Regions from separate parts of the Mus musculus genome. Here region 1 is linked to region 2. Evidence: chromatin loops called from intact Hi-C (ENCODE). Cell type or tissue: heart. All regions are shown on one strand.

What was found. Peaks named below come from ENCODE experiments on the same cell type or tissue, not always from the same donor. Only the 100,000 strongest peaks of a DNase experiment are listed, where the experiment ranks them.
Region 1: it touches region 2 in a loop (2.5-fold over the local background); 8 of 42 quality-filtered maps call a loop at or near these places.

The regions. Positions count from the first base shown.
Region 1 is chr4:140,615,794-140,623,793 of GRCm38, reverse strand. It overlaps Arhgef10l (Rho guanine nucleotide exchange factor (GEF) 10-like), which reads left to right. Exons shown (of 29, transcript NM_001290803.1): 2 at 6,802-6,881. The coding sequence starts at 6,845. Among named protein-coding and RNA genes, the nearest start is that of Gm42335, 15 kb to the right of the region's middle. In heart, CTCF peaks have their summits at 4,252, 4,889 and 5,557 (motif pointing right); DNase peaks (open chromatin) are centred at 783, 5,603, 6,183 and 7,433; H3K4me3 peaks cover 110 bases; H3K27ac peaks cover 4,449 bases.
Region 2 is chr4:140,670,570-140,678,569 of GRCm38, reverse strand. No RefSeq gene overlaps it. Among named protein-coding and RNA genes, the nearest start is that of Gm13025, 5.2 kb to the left of the region's middle. In heart, a CTCF peak has its summit at 4,008 (motif pointing right); DNase peaks (open chromatin) are centred at 4,059 and 4,873; H3K27ac peaks cover 833 bases.

The sequences.
Region 1 (8,000 bases), 55 kb after region 2:
ACCCCAAGTCAGAACCTCCATGTGTCTTTTTTAGAAAGCTCCGCAGCCAGGGCCCAGAAGCTACTATGTGAATCAAAGGAAGGGTCTCAATGGAGAAAGTGGGAGTGGGGTTTTGAAGGTTTAGTAGGAGTTTGCCGATTGAGAGAGGATTCCATCTGGAGAGAACAAACCATCTGAACCAAGGCCCAGAGGTCTGAATCGGGTCCCTGCTGTCACGGGCAGCGGAATTCCAGGACAGGCCAAGAGCCACTGAGACCTGAGACTGGAGGGGACAGGTAAGGGCTAATGTGGGAGGGCCTTGTTTAGGGCCTGGATGAGGAAGCAGCTGACCAGCGTTGTCAAGCTGTGGGAGAGTCACTGGGGTTCCTGAGGTGGGAGACCAGTTAGCCAAGTACCTATCTGATGAGAGCTGGAAGCTAGAGACACTTGAGGACAGTGGCCCCAGCCCTAGCTCCTTGCTACCCGCCCTTCCGGTCTCCACCTCCACTGGCTTTGTTGTTTGTTTGTTTGTTTTTCTGGCATCCAGAAGCCAGGCTTTGTTGTTTGTTTGTTTGTTTGTTTGTTTTTCTGGCACCCAGAAGCCAGACACGCTTGCTGCCTCTGAGGCTGGAGTTCCTCAGCCTGGTGGCTGGGCCACAGCCTGCTTCCTGTGTCATTTAAGGGTGGCCAGAAGCTGTCTGGTGTAGTCAGTGCAGCTGGACTCTGCCCCCTCCCCTCCCTAGGACCACCCCCCACTGTTGTCAGTGTCTGGCTTCACTCCCAGTCCTTCCTGAAGTCTGAGTCCCCCAGGGAGTGTTTCCTGGGGTGCACGAGGGAGGAAGTGGGATGAGAACCGCTCAGAGAGTTCCTCACATATAGGCCAGTGCCTAGGAACTGAGTTTAACTCGTGAGACCTGCCACTACCACCACCAACCTGTATTTAGGGTTCAAATCCAGAGGGAGGGGAAACCCCAGGGAAACCCACAGGCCAGCTGACTGAGTTACTAGCTGGGAGGGAAGACATGTCAAAGTGAGCCTCTGTGAGGCTGCTGGATGCTTCCTCTCTGGGGTCTGACGGTCACTGAACTCCACACGGCCTATATACACCATAGGCCTATACGCTCCCCCCACCCTGAGCCCAGGCTTTCTGCCTTGTACCCTGCGGGTCACCCCAAAGAACAGTGTGATGTGAAAAGGAGCAGCTCTGGGGTCCACCTGCCTGTCAGGCTTATTTTTAAAAGATGTCCACAAGAGGAGCAAATCTATAATCATACAACCAGAATGTCACGTGGTCAGTATTTTGATTTTAATGGTGGCCATGCTGGCTATGGGGCTGTTCCTTGTCCAATTCTTCTTCTTACTTAGATTAGGACCTCTTTCTGCTCCGGAAAGGTGTTCCCTGCTTTGGGTAGCACGGCCAGAACTGGGATTTATGCTCAGGAATACCTAGATTTAGATTTCTGCTTTGAGCCATGGCCTTTACAGTCACTGCCTGGCTTATGCTGTGCCCACAGGGGAAGGTCCGTCCCTTTCCTTGGACTTGGTTTCCACAGCTGGTTAGCAGCAGCGCCACATTGGAGTCCATTTCTAATTCTGAGGATGTGCTGAGGGTCTTGGCAGGCGAATGTAGGAGGATTGGAATTTTAAGGTCATCCTAAGCTACATAGTAAATTTGAGGCCAACCTGGGCTACATAGGATTCCGTCTTAAGTAGTAACAAGAAGAAAATGGCAGTAGATTGGCTGAGGGTGTGTTCTGTGATCCTGTAGTCCTGAGCCTGGGTTCCAACCTTAGTGTCAGAAAGAAAGTGGATGGTTTTCACTGTGTGGCTGCTTTTTCTCTTTTCTTTTCTTTCCTCCAAGGCCCCTCTCTTTCTTTTTCCCTTTTGTTTTTTCGAGACAGGGTTTCTCTGTGTAGCCCTGGCTGTCCTAGAACTCACTCTGTAGACCAGGCTGGCCTTGAACTCACAGATCTACCTCCCTCTTCCTCCTTAGTTCTGGGATTAAAGGTGTGCAACACCACCACCCAGCTTCTTTGTCGTTCCCTCCCCAGTGCTCACTGCACAGGGGCTGAGGGGAGGAAGAACTCCCTGCCGTATTCACTGGCCCATCACGGTTTTATCCTGGCTCTGCCCTCCTGGCACTGCTCTTGCAAAATATAGCCAGGGGTGCTGAGGACAGGGCTCCGTACACAGTGCTTGCCAGACTTGCACAAAGCCCTGGGCTCAGCCTTCAGCATCGCATAAACTGGTCATTACAGTGCACATCTGTGATCCCAGCCCTCGGGAGGTGAGTGTGGAAGGGTCAGAAGCTCCGAGTCAGCCTCAGCTACACAGCTTGAGGGCTAGCCTGGTCTAGCTGTAAGAGACCTTGTCTCTAAACAAACCACCAAGCAAAAAAATCAAAAAGAAGGAGGAGGAGGAGAAGAGAAGAAGAAGAAAAAGAAGGAGGAGGAGGAGGAAGAGGAAGAGGTATAGGAGGAGGAGGAGAAAAAGAAGAGAGGAAAAGAAATGTAGAAAGGTTCTGGAATGGCTGGCCTCTGTCCTTGCCTAGCTACTTTAAGATGCTATGTCTTCCCCTTCAAGAGAGCCGGCCACAGGGAAAGCCTAGCTTGGCCCTGTCTCACAGCACAATCACCTGGGCTCCAGCTCCCATCTAGGAAGCTTCCAGAGCCTGTATAGCTCAGGAAAATACAGAGGATCTACGTCCTAGATCCTTATCTCTAGATGTAGACACCAGGGCTGGGCAGTGGTCACATGGGACTCTAGCCTGGGCCCCAACTCCAAAACAAACTGGTCGTCACAGCCTGTGCTTTATGTCTTAGCAAATAGAAGACTTACTGGCAGAGAGCATTGTCCCTGAGTCCCCTTTGGAAGTTGTATCTGTGTCCTCTGTATTTCTTGTTGCCCACGGCACGGGGGCCTGTAGAGGCACCGTGGGTAGCTGTGAGCCCATCCCCTCACTTCCCCCACATCCTTCAGAGACTAGTAGCTTTGCGCAGAGTGGCAGCCACAAGCCCGTGAGTGTGAATATGGCTCACTAGCATATGTCCTTGCTTGGAGGAGGTTCCAGCTCTACCTCCCTTTTAGCCTGGATCACGTGCCTCCAAAGTCCAACTCTTAAGTCCAGGGGGGCAGTGTAGCCAGAGTGTTGAGCAGAGTTCCTGGGATCAGAGTCCTGTGCTGTGTCCTGCTCTGTCAGCTGCCCACCTTGGTTGTGTGTTGTGACCTGGGGCAAACCTTAACGTCTCTGGCCTCAGTTTCCTTCTCTCTAAATGATGGGGTGATGTGAGCATAGATGGCAAACATGGAGGAAGTTTCTTGTTCCGTAAGTACTGTCGCATGCTTTCTTGTCTCAGAGAAACCTTAGGCTCTGAAGGAGGAGCAGGAGAGGGGAGGGCATGGGACTTCTCAGCCTGGCGGGGAAGGGCTCTGAATGTCATTGTTATCACGCCATCTTTGTGAGGCTGGGTGATGGTGCCTCCATTTTTCCTTCTTGCAATGGGCATTTGTTTTCTTGCCTTTGGGTCCTAGCGCTCGCTCCTGAGGAAGATCTGAGGGCTTGAGCCCACTGAAAGGAGCCCTGCAGGACAGCTTCAGTTTGCAAATGGAGTAACATTACCCCTTTCCTGAGAATTTATCTTTGTCGACTTGTTGTTTTAGGGGTGAACCCTGATGGTTTGTGAATTCACCTCCAGAAGGCCCAGGTGGGGGTGGGGCAGGGAAGCCGAATGCCCACTGCTGTCATATTCAAAACAGCAAGGGACCAGGGCAGCCTCTGCCTGTATAGCCAAGGCCTGATGGCTTGAGAGTGAATTGTGGTATTGTCTAAGGCAAGGACAACGCTGCTATGTGCTGCTTGAGAAGGGAGGTCGGGCTAGGAAATGGCCCAGTGTGTCAGAGTGCTTGCTGTGTGATCACAAGGACCTGAGTTCAAATCCCCAGCATGCAAGAAGCTAGATGTGGCCACAACCATGCCTATAACTCTAGCTCTGTGTGTGTGAGTGGGTAGAGCAGTGAGGTGGGGTGGGGTGGGAGGGTAGAGACAAGAGGATTGCTGGGCACACAGATATACACATATGCACATACATATTCACACACATAATTAAAGATAATATGTTTAAGGTGAGGTTGAGCTGAGGCTGTAGGTCAATAGCAGAGTGCTTATCTGACACACACACAAGCCTTTGGGTTCTAACCCAGTGCCAGAAAGCAAATAAAATCCCATTTCTGGGCTGGTGAGATGGCTCAGTGGGTAAGAGCACCCGACTGCTCTTCTGAAGGTCCGGAGTTCAAATCCCAGCAACCACATGGTGGCTCACAACCATCTGTAACAAGATCTGACGCCCTCTTCTGGAGTGTCTGAAGACAGCTACAGTGTACTTACATATAATAAATAAATAAATCTTTAAAAAAATCCCATTTCTATGTGCACCGTTCTGAAGTCAACAAGAATTAAACAAAAAGGGGCTGGAGAGGTGGCTCAGTTGTAAAGAACACTGACTGCTCTTCCAGAGGTCCTGAGTTCAATTCCCAGCAACCACATGGTGGCTCACAACTATCTGTAATAGTTGTGTGTCTGAAGACAGTGTACACATATACATAAAATAAATATTTTTTTAAAAAAGAATTAAACAAAACCAAAACCCAAACGGTAACAGCACAGAGGTCCGTGCGCTTCTGTGTGAACAGGCTGCGGTGGTCAGCAGTCCTTGAGTTTGAGGGACTATGCTTCACGATCCCCGGGGTCACCTGACATCCCCAGGCAGTGCCTAGCTGTGTGTAAGTTTTGGAAGCAGGGCTGTCAGTGAAGACCCCAGTCAGCATAAAGCATTAATGATAAAGAGCAGCAAGGAGGTGGAATATTTGTGGCAAGCCCCTGACTTTGACCCTCAGGGTCCTTCATGGCATCCTGGTCCCTCTAGAGGAGAGGAGGGAGATGGCTCACTGCCCTAGGATGAGATGCCCGGTGCCCCAGGACATGTGGGAGCATGGCAGAGCATTAGCCTGTGGTCAAGGGGACAAGAGGAGAGCCATGGTGACATGCTCTTTGGGGTGGCTGAAATAGAAGATGGTATCATGAATGGGGGGGGGAGAGGACAACTGAACAAGCTTGTGACGGCTAGTGAATATGTTGGGTTGTTCGAGAAACACTTTTATTTTTTGAGACAGGGTTTCTCTGTGTAGCCCTTAATGTCCTAGAACTTGCTCTGTAGACCAGGCTGGCTTCAAACTCAGAGATCTACCTCTGCATCTCCTGCCTCCTGCCTCCTGCCTCCTGCCTCCTGTCTCCTGCCTCCTGCCTCCTGCCTCCTGCCTCCTGCCTCCTGCCTCTCCTGCCTCTCCTGCCTCTCCTGCCTCTCCTGCCTCTCCTGCCTCTCCTGCCTCTCCTGCCTCTCCTGCCTCTCCTGCCTCTCCTGCCTCTCCTGCCTCCTACCTCTGCCTCTGTGTTTAATTTGTGTGTGTGTGTGTGCATGCATGAGTGTGTTTGCTTACTTGCATGTCCTTATACAAGCATGAAAGCATGCATGCTTGTGCTTTTGTGTACCTGGTGCCCACAGGGGCCAGAAGAGGGCATCAGATCCCCTGGAACTGGAATTCTAGACAGCTGTGAGCCACGTGTGTGGATTCTGGCAATCAACCCTGAGTTCTTTGCAAGAGCAGCTGGTGCTCTTAACCACTGAGCCATCGCTCCAGCCCCAGAATGGTTCCTTAAGGAGCACAAATAATGTCTGTCTTTGGTTCGAATCCTGCCTCTTCCTAGCTGTGTGATCTTAGGCAAGTTTCAGGCATATTCTGGACCTCGTTTTCATATTATGACATGTCAGCCTATACAAGCGCGTGTGACAGGCTTGGGGTGACCTCCGAGCCGCACAAGCTCCATGAATGTCCCCGCCACAATCTTTTTCTGTCACTCGTGCACATTCCATTTTTATTTGCTCAGTTAGTAAAAATAAAAGCTATTTTTAGTTGGTGAAAACAAAAGGAAAACAGGTCCACAGCCAGCTGGTGACATGGTCAGGCTCGACGGAGCTCTCCGCTCTTTCTTCAGGCCTGATTCCCTTCCTGGAGGGAGGTCTAGAAGGGCAGCTACCAGATCAGAGGCACAGGGCACCTCTCCCTGCTCTGTCAGGGACATCTGGCAAGTTTGCTCCAGAGCCTGGAGAGCCCATCCCCCCTTGGCCCGCCTTGCTCTTTGTGTAAGCTCCATGGGACAGGACTGACCTGTATCACCTGGGATTCTGTCCCTGTCCTGTGCCAACCACCTCTCTGTAGCCTTTGCTTCCTATAACTGTGTACCTAGGCCGTGGCTGCTTGCCAGCTGGCCAACCCCATAGGGCAGGACAGTGAGCAACACGAGAGAGGGTGCCTGTTGTCATGGGCACAGGAGAGGCCTGGTGAGAAGTCAGAGCCACAGGAGCCTGTGGCGTTGGGGACACCACGAGGAGGAAGTGTCCCTGTATTTGTGACTGTCCAATCCAGGGCATTATGGTTTCAAGAGCCTGAGAACTCAGCTTTTCAAGTGTGACCCCAAACCCTGGGCTAGAGGACATGGGACAGATCTTCTTGGTTGGCCCACAGGCTTCTAAGGACCAGCCCCTTGACAGTAGGCTAAGGCAGGTTGTGGCTGCATTGACTTCTGGGAAGATGGGGATTTCTGCCATGCAGTTGGCAGTTTTTCTATAAGTTAATGATTTATACCGGATGGAGGCCAGGCCCTTTCTGGGGCTGCCGGGAAGAACGTGCGTGCGGCTGGGCCGGAGCACGGCTCATGTGCTGCCCCTCCCTCAGGTTATCTGACCGTCTCTGGCCTTCTTTTCACAGGTGAGCAGCGGGGACGGTGGTAGACTGAGCTGGACCCTGTCTGATGGCTTCCTCGAACCCTCCTCCACAGCCTGCCATAGGTACTGTATCCCAGGGCCCCGGTGACAGGGCTGAGGTCTGGGGGTAGGTTGAGTTCTGCCGGCTATGCGCACTGTCTCTATCTGCCTCAGGTTCCCTGTCCACAGAATGGAGTCGTGTCTCTCCAGTAAACGCCAGCCATCTTCTGATGGTTTATCTGTTGCCTAAGATCACCTGCAGAGATGAGCAGTTTGGGGACCGGGATTGAAGGGCACTTGGGGTTCAAGCGGGTCAGTTGAAGGTGCCAATTGGGTTTGAGGGGGAAAGGGTCTGACCATAAGGTTGGATCTTAGAGGTATCCCAGGCTTGACTGTTTTTAAGAAGAGAAGAAAAAAATATTTACCCAACAAAACCACTTGTTGACCTGGAATTTAACCCAGCTTCCTGTGTTTTACTTGGCACCCCCTTCAGTGGGGCCCCAGCTACCGCAGGGTGGCATCTGGACCCTGTCCCATGGACAGGACCATGGCTATTTTACCCACAAGCCTAGCTTCCTGCCCTCTTGTCTCCCCCTACCTCTTCCCGACCCCTGTGTATAAATCTGCTACAGCAGTGGCCCCTTGGCTCCCAGCCCAGTCACTGAGTTCGGATCCTGACCCTGCCTGCCACTTACACTGTGAGCGTTGTTACGGGACATGGTGTCTCTACAGCTCAGTGTCCGTGTCCATAAACATAGGATCATAATGCCCTCTTCAGTACCGTTTTGACATTTAAACATACATACAGAACTGTGTGTGGCAACCGGTGTTCAGTGAACAGGAGTGTTCGTCATCCAAGGGTGTGGATAGCCTTCGTGAATCCTCCCTGAGTGTCTAAGCCCTGGTGGGGCCAGAAGATGAGGCTCTTTCCCTCTGGAATGTTTCTTTGTGAAGTATGAGGAACCTACTAGTTTTCGGTCCCACCGTGGTGGGAGGAGCTTCCCAGAGGATTGGTTTCTAACCGCAACGGTGGCTCTCAGGGTTTTTGCTTCCTAGACTCACTTAGGTTGGCTCTCTTGAGGACTGGGTGTGTCTGTAAAGGCCATGAGTGACTGGCACCTATCATGCCACTTGTCCAGATGATGAGAGAGGGCTGGGCTTCCAGTCACTCTGGGCTGGGTCACTGGATCTTCCCTCTGATAA
Region 2 (8,000 bases):
ACACCCCACTTCTGTGGGCTGGTTTGGTTTGCTCCATCCAGGAGAGAACCTCTCCCTCCCTCCCTCCCTCCCTCCCTCCCTCCCTCCCTCCCTCTCTCCCTCCCTCCCTCCCTCCTTCCCTCCCTCCCTTCCTCCCTCCCTTCCTTTTTCCTCCCTTCTTCCTCTTCTCCTCTTTCTTCTGACTTGCTATGTAGCCCTGGCTGTCCTAGAACTTGCTCTGTAGACCAGGCTGGCCTCAAACTCACAGAGATCCACCTGCCTCTGCTTCCCAGTGCTGGGACTAAAGGTGTGCACCCCCATGCTCCAACCCCCTTACTTACATGTTGCGGGAAATATTAAAAATGAACCTGCCAACTCTCCAATCTCCTGCTTCTCTCAACTCTCCAACTCTTCGGCAGGGACTCCTGAGTTTCTCTCGCTACCACACAATGCCCACGCACCCCACGGTCAGCCATCACAACACCCAATTACCCAGTAGAATTAAAACTTTTTTTTTTTAATTTATTTATTGGGAGCTGGAGAGATGGCTCAGCAGGTAAGAGCACTGACTGCTCTACTGAAGGTCCTGAGTTCAAATCCCAGCAACCACATGGTGGCTCACAACCACCCATAATGAGATTTGACGCCCTCTTCTGGTGTGTCTGAAGTCAGCTACAGTGAACTCATGTACAATAATAAATAAATCTTTAAAAGAATAATTTATTATATGTAAGTACACTGTAGCTGTCTTCAGACACACAAGAAGAGGGCATCTGATCCCATTACAGATGGTTGTGAGCCACCATGTGGTTGCTGGGATTTGAACTCAGGACCTTTGGAAGAACAGTCAGTGCTCTTAACCGCTGAGCCATCTCTCCAGCCTGAATTAAAACTTTATTTTTCTTTCGAGACAGGGTTTCTCTGTACAGCCCTGGCTGTCCTGGAACTCACTTTGTAGACCAGGCTGGCCTTGAACTCAGAAATCCGCCTGCCTCTGCCTCCCAAGTGCTGGGATCAAAGGCGTGTGCCACCACGCCCCGAGAATTAAAACTCTTAAAGCTTATAGTTAATCAATCAGATTTATGTGTCAATCAAGTCACAGTTTACAAGATGCCAATGCAATCATTTCAGAGCGAGTTGATAATGCTAAAAGCTTTATCCCAATTATGATATAATAACTGTGGCGGGTTCACGTCCACCTCCATCCTCCCTCCTCTCTCCCCTGAGATGCTCTCTGTCTCTGCCACTCTTATCTCTGCCTCCCTTTCCCTGTCCAATCACAGGCTTCCTCTGCACTAATGTAATTGGGCAGGGAAATCCCTGCAACACTTACATACTGGGGATCACATGCAGGCCTCACGCCAGCTAGGTTAAACACCCTGCAACTGAGGTTCATCAACAGCCTTTGCTTTGTTATTAATTAGACTTTTTGTTTTATGCATTGTTGTTAGATATAAGGCATCAGGGCACACACCTTTAACCCCAGCACCAGGGAGGCAGAAGCCATCAGATCTCTGTGAGTTCAAGGCCAGCCTGGTCTACATAGCAATTCCAGATCAGCCAGGACTACATTGTGAGGTCCCGTTTTGTGTGTGTGTGTGTGTGCGCGCGCGCGCGTGTGCGCGTGCATGTGTGTGTGTTTTAGGGTCCTGAGAGATGGCTCAGAGGTTAAGAACACTCTGGGTTTCCAGAGGATCTCAGTTCTATTCCTAGCATTTAGGTGACAGCTCACACCAATCTGTACTCCAATTCCGGAGGATACAACACCCTCTTTTGGCTCTGAGGGCACCAGGCATCCATGTAGTACATATATGTACTTGCAAGTAAAGCACTCAGATGCATAAAATAAAAACAAGTACATATATCTTGTTGTTGGTTGTGTGTGTATGTTATTGTTATGTTTTCGAGACAGGGTTTCTCTGTGAAGCCCTGGCAGTCCTGGAATGCACACTGTAGACCAGGCTGGCCTTAAACTCAGAGATGCCTCTGTCTCCTGAAGAAAAAAAAAAAAAAAGCAAATCTTTGGAAAGAAATAAAATTGAACCTGGGCAGTGGTAGTGCTTACCTTTAATCCTAACCCTCAGAAGGCAGGAGCTGCAAAAACCAATCAACCACCAACAACAATAATAAAAAGAAACAAAATAGAAATTTTATTTTATAATTTAGACACAATCCTAACCCTCAGAAGGCAGGAGCTGCACAAACCAATCAACCACCAACAACAATAATAAAAAGAAACAAAATAGAAATTTTATTTTATAATTTAGACACAATCTCACTACCTGGTTGTGGCTGCTCTGGAACTTACTATAGAACAAGCTGACCCTGAACTTTTTGAAGACCCTTCTGCTTCTGTGTGCTGGTTAGTGTTACATCAATTTGACACAAGCTAGCCATCAGAAGGGAGGGAGCCTCAACTGAGGAAATGCCTCCATAAGATTGGGCAGTAGGGAAGCCTGTAAGTAAGGACGCATCAGCCCACTGTGGTGGGGCCATCCCTGGGCTGGTGGTCCTGAGTTCTATAAGAAAGCAGGCTGAGCAAGCCAGTAAGCAGCATCTCTCCACGGCCTCTGCATCAGCTCCTGCCTCCAGGTTCCAGCCCTGCTTGAGTTCCTTCCCTGACTTTGGAGGGGTAAATCCTTTCCTCTTCAACTTGCTTTTGGTCATGGTGTTTCGTCATAGCAACAGTAACCCTAAGCAGGACCCTCTGCCTCCCAAACCCTAGTGTTATGAGATCTGCCTCCCTCTGCCTCCTGAGTGCTGGAATGAAAGGCGTGTACCAACACTGCCCAGCCTCTGTTCCTTGCTTTAAGGGTATTTATTTACCTAGCTTTGTACATGGGTGTTTTGCCTGTATGTGGATCTATATACCATGGGTGAGCTTGGTACCCGTGGAGGCCAGAGGACGGTGTAGGCTTTACCGGAACTGGAATGACAGATGGTTGTGGGTGCTGGGTTTGAACCCAGGTCCTCCTCTGGAACAGCAGCCAGTGCTCTTAGCTGCTGAGAGCCATCTCTCCAGCCCTATTCTTTGGTTTTTGTTTTGTTTTGTTTTGTTTTTTTTTTTGTTTTTTGTTTTTTGTTTTTTTGTTTTTTTGATACAGGGTTTCTCTGTATAGCCCTGGCTGTCCTGGAACTCAGAAATCCGCCTGCCTCTGCCTCCCGAGTGCTGGGATTAAAGGCGTGTGCCACCACCACCCAGCTGGTTTTTTTTGAAACAGGGTCTCATGTAGCCCAGGTTGGCCTTAAACTTTCTGTGTAGCTAGGATGAGCCTGAATCCCTCATGCTCCTGTCTCTACTTCCTGAGTGCTGGGAGTGCAGGCCTGCCTGCCCTGGTTTATGCAGCCCTGGGGATTGAGCCCAGGGCTCTGCGTATCCGAGGCTAGCCCTTCACCCACTGTGTTTCATCTTCAGCTCCATTTACTTATTTTGTGATGAGCCTGCTCCACCCCTAACATCATGGTGTAGGATGAACGGTTTTATCACTCAAGGCACAGTGAGTTCACCTTGCCTCTGCTCTATAGTGTCTGGGTCGTCAGTGGGGATAATTTGAAGGCTGGGGACTTGGTGGCTGGTGCTGGATCCATCTAGAAGCACCGCGCTACACATGTGCCCTGCAGCTGATGCCAGCTGTGTGGGGCCTCAGTCCCGTTGCTGACCAGAGCACTCCGAAGGCGCTTCCTCTCACCATGGTGGCCAAGGGTAGTCAGGCCTTACACCTCAGCTCCACTAGAGATAGTGCCAATGAACACGGAGGGCATCCCACGGCCTTCTGTAAGCCAGCCTCCTGGACCACAGTGTCTGGAGTCTGCCTGCCTGTAGACGTAGACCTTCCCACTGAGAGTTTGTAGGAGTGTGTTAGCACCCCAGGTGAGCAGCGTCAATGGGGCAGCCCAGGGCCATGAGAGCTGGGGTGAACTGTGTGAGACCCCAGGGGCGGTTCAGCCTCGCCCACCCTGACTTTTTTTTTTTTTCTGTTTGCAGCCAGCTGCTTCCTACCTTTGAACTGGAGACTGTGTCCCCGGTGACCAGCAGGGGGCGCCAGATACATCGGGGAGGTAGCCTTTTGACACTGAGGTGCCTTCAGCCGCATCCACCCTGGAGCTAGAGCCCTTCCTCACAGTGACAAGCTAAAAATGGCTCTTCCTGCTTTTGACCCATGGGGAAGCCCAGGGCTGCCTTTTCTTTCTTTTTTTTTTTTTTTGGTTTTTCGAGACAGGGTTTCTCTGTATAGCCCTGGCTGTCCTGGAACTCACTTTGTAGACCAGGCTGGCCTCGAACTCAGAAATCCACCTGCCTCTGCCTCCCGAGTGCTGAGATTAAAGGCGTGTGCCACCACGCCCGGCTCAGGGCTGCCTTTTCAAGTGGGCAGATTGTGTCTTGGACTCATCCTATTCGTGGTCTGACCTTTGACCTTGTTTTTTTTTTTTTTTTTCCTTCAGGAAACGCAGTGAGGAGTGAAGGGCACTGGTTCCCACAATTAGAGATGCAGGCTCAGCAGTCACTGGTCTCCTAGGGCTGAGCCCCTTCCATCCTGCTCCTAGAAGCAGTTCCAGAGAGTCCCCCTCCCAGTCTACACCCCCCCCCCTCCGCCTTCCATACACTCTGAGCTCCAAAAGGATGCTGAGGGAAGTTTGAAAGGCCTGGTGCATTTCAGCGTAGGACAGACCCAGCTGGGGATGGAGACAGGGCTCTGCCATGGGCCTCTGCCTGTGCAGTGCAGCTTCCATGCTGGATTGCAGGAGGTCTTGGGGAGTCGCTGTGAGCCCTGGAAGAGGCTGGGGACCCAGATCAGTAGCCTCTCCTGGGAAGGACCGAGAACTTCCACCCCCACTCTCTCTAGTCCATGAGATTCTTCCTGTGACCTTTGACCCCATCTTCCTTCCTTCCTCCACTGCTCAGCCCTTGTGAGATTGAGGCTAGGCTCATACGGCCAGCTCCTGCCCTTCCTCCTCGCTTCCCAGTGCTAGCCCACGGCTGCCCACTCTGGTCCTTTCCTCCCCTCCCCCATGTCCCTTCTTGGCCCTTCATGGACCATGCCAGTTCTGGGAGGAGTAACATCTTCTGTGGCTGTCCTTAGCTGGTGACATTTGTCTGCAGAGTTAAGGGTGGCCCACTGGCTGTCTCCATAGCAATATTTAGCTAATCATGGAGATGGGGCTGGAGAGGTGGCTCAGTGATTGAGAGCACTGGGTGCTCCAGAGGACATAGGTTTGATTCCTACCACCCACATGATGGCTCACAATTGTCTGTAACTCTGACTTCTTCAGGCTTCATAGGCTGGGGCACACACGTGTTACAAATACATACACTCAAGTGCACAGATATACACATATACACATTGTTTGTTTGTTTGTTTATTCATTCATTATATGTAAGTACACTGTAGCTGACTTCAGCCACTCCAGAAGAGAGCATCAGATTTCATTACGGATGGTTGTGAGCCACTATGTGGTTGCTGGGATTTGAACTCCTGACCTTCAGAAGAGCAGTCGGGTGCTCTTAACCACTGAGCCATCTCACCAGCCCCATACACATTGTTTTTTTTAAAAAAAAAAGGCCAGTCGTAGTGGTGCAGACCCATGATCCCAGCACCCAGGACGCACAAGGTATGGTGGTTTGAACATGCTTGGCCCAGGGAGTGGCACTACTTGGAGGTGTGGCCTTGTTGGAGTATGTGTGTCACTGTGGGCATGGGCTTTAAGACCCTCATCCTAGTTGCCTAGAAATCAGTATTCTGCTAGCAGCTTTCAGATGAAGATTTAGAACTCTCAGCTCCTCCTGCATTATGCCTGCCTGGATGCTGCCATGTTCCCACTTTGATGATAGTGGACTGAACCTCTGAACCCGTAAGCCAGCCTCAATTAAATGTTGTCTTTATAAGAGCTGCCTTGATCATGGTCATGGTGTCTGTTCATAGCAGTAAAACCCCAACTAAGACACAAAGCAAATGCTCTACCATTGAGCCTAGCCTAGGGTCTCATGTAGCCCAGGCTAGCCTTAAATTTCTGAGCCTCCTATTCCAACCCCTCACCTCTTTTTTTTTTTTTTTTTTTTCGAGACAGGGTTTCTCTGTATAGCCCTGGCTGTCCTGGAACTCACTTTGTAGACCAGGCTGGCCTCGAACTCAGAAATCCACCTGCCTCTGCCTCCCGAGTGCTGGGATTAAAGGCGTGCGCCACCACGCCCGGCTCCAACCCCTCACCTCTTAAGTGCAGGGGGTTAGGGGCATGTGCTACCACACTCAGTCTTTTTTTTTTTAATATTTTTATTAGGTATTTTCCTCATTTACATTTCCAATGCTATCCCAAAAGTCCCCCATACCCTACCCACCCACTCCCACTTTTTGGCCCTGGCATTCCCCTGTACTGGGGCATATAAAGTTTGCAAGTCCAATGGGCCTCTCTTTCCAGTGATGGCTGACTAGGCCATCTTTTGATACATATGCAGCTAGAGTCAAGAGCTCCGGGGTATTGGTTAGTTCATAATGTTGTTCCACCTATAGGGTTGCAGATCCCTTTAGCTCCTTGGGTACTTTCTCTAGCTCCTCCATTGGGAGCCCTGTGATCCATCCAATAGCTGACTGTGAGCATCCACTTCTGTGTTTGCTAGACCCCGGCATAGTCTCACAAGAGAGAGCTATATCTGGGTCCTTTCAGCAAAATCTTGCTAGTGTGTGCAATGGTGTCAGCGTTTGGAAGCTGATTATGGGATGGATCCCCGGATATGGCAGTCTCTAGATGGTCCATCCTTTCGTCACAGCTCCAAACTTTGTCTCTGTAACTCCTTTTTTTTTTTTATTCTTAAGACATTATTTTTTCTAGGTAGCCCAGGCTAGCCCTAAACTCACTATCTTCCTGCCTCAGCCTTCTGAGTGGGATTAGAGGTGCAATACCACACACTAAAGTCCAAGGTTTTTCTGGTTTGATAGAATATACAGAACAAAGGGCACCCCCACTGTCCCCTCAAAATGCTCCTCTGCACCTGGGTGCTTTCTCTCTGTGACTGAGCTCACTCACGTTGCACAATGGTCTTCACAGCTAAGTGTCTTCACCCCCGTTTTACAGCCTTGCATAGAGAGGTCAAGGGGTCAAGTGGCTTGTGCAGGGAGGGTCCTGTGGCTGGTAAAGACGCTGGACTCAAACTTGGGTTTGTTTGATCTCTCCCTTACAGGGAAGATTACAGGGGCCCTGGCTGCAGGTCTGGTTATGTCTCCACCCAGGGCTAGGAGTTCTTAAAGTCAAGCTGTGACACTTCAGGGCAGGAGCGGGGCTCAGAGGAACAGCGTGTGGCTCTCCTTGGGCAAAGCCGCCATTTGAGCAGGAGGGGTGGAGAGAGTTGGAGACCCTCTGGGCCAGCCCAAAGGCTTGTCCCATAAATGAAGGTAGCACACAGTATCTGTCTCCACGACACAGGGAGGCTCAGCCTTGTTTACAAAAGCCAATGAGGAGGTGGAGGTGAGCCCCACTGTGCACCCATGCAGCCCGGAGACCATCACCCAATGTGTCTCCTGACCACAACTCTTTACCCCTTCAAGATTCCGAACAGGCAGGTGATGACTTAGGATATAGGGGGCAATGGGGAGACCCCGTGCTTCCCAGGCATCCAAACTTGAAGGCTCTGTCTCCTCCTTCCCAGTCCACACAGATACACACACACAGACACACACACACACACTACAAATGTCAAAAAGTAAAATAAAATACAAGGATGAGGGCAGTCATGTGGTGCACACTTGTAAACTTTGCACCTTTAAACCTAGGTGGAAGCACTCAAATCAGGAGTTCAAGGCCAGCCACTGCTATGTTTTAGTTTTAAGGCCATCCTAAACCCTGGGAGACTTTGTCAAAAACACAAAACAAATAAACAAGCAAACGACCCAAATCCACCAAACAACAAAACCAATAACACAAAACAAAAGTCCCCAACCAAAACACTATCACAAAAACCCAAAGGGAAGTTGGTGGCTGAAGTCAAAGGGAACTGTGAGCAGGGGTCGCATCCAGGGGCAGATTAGCCA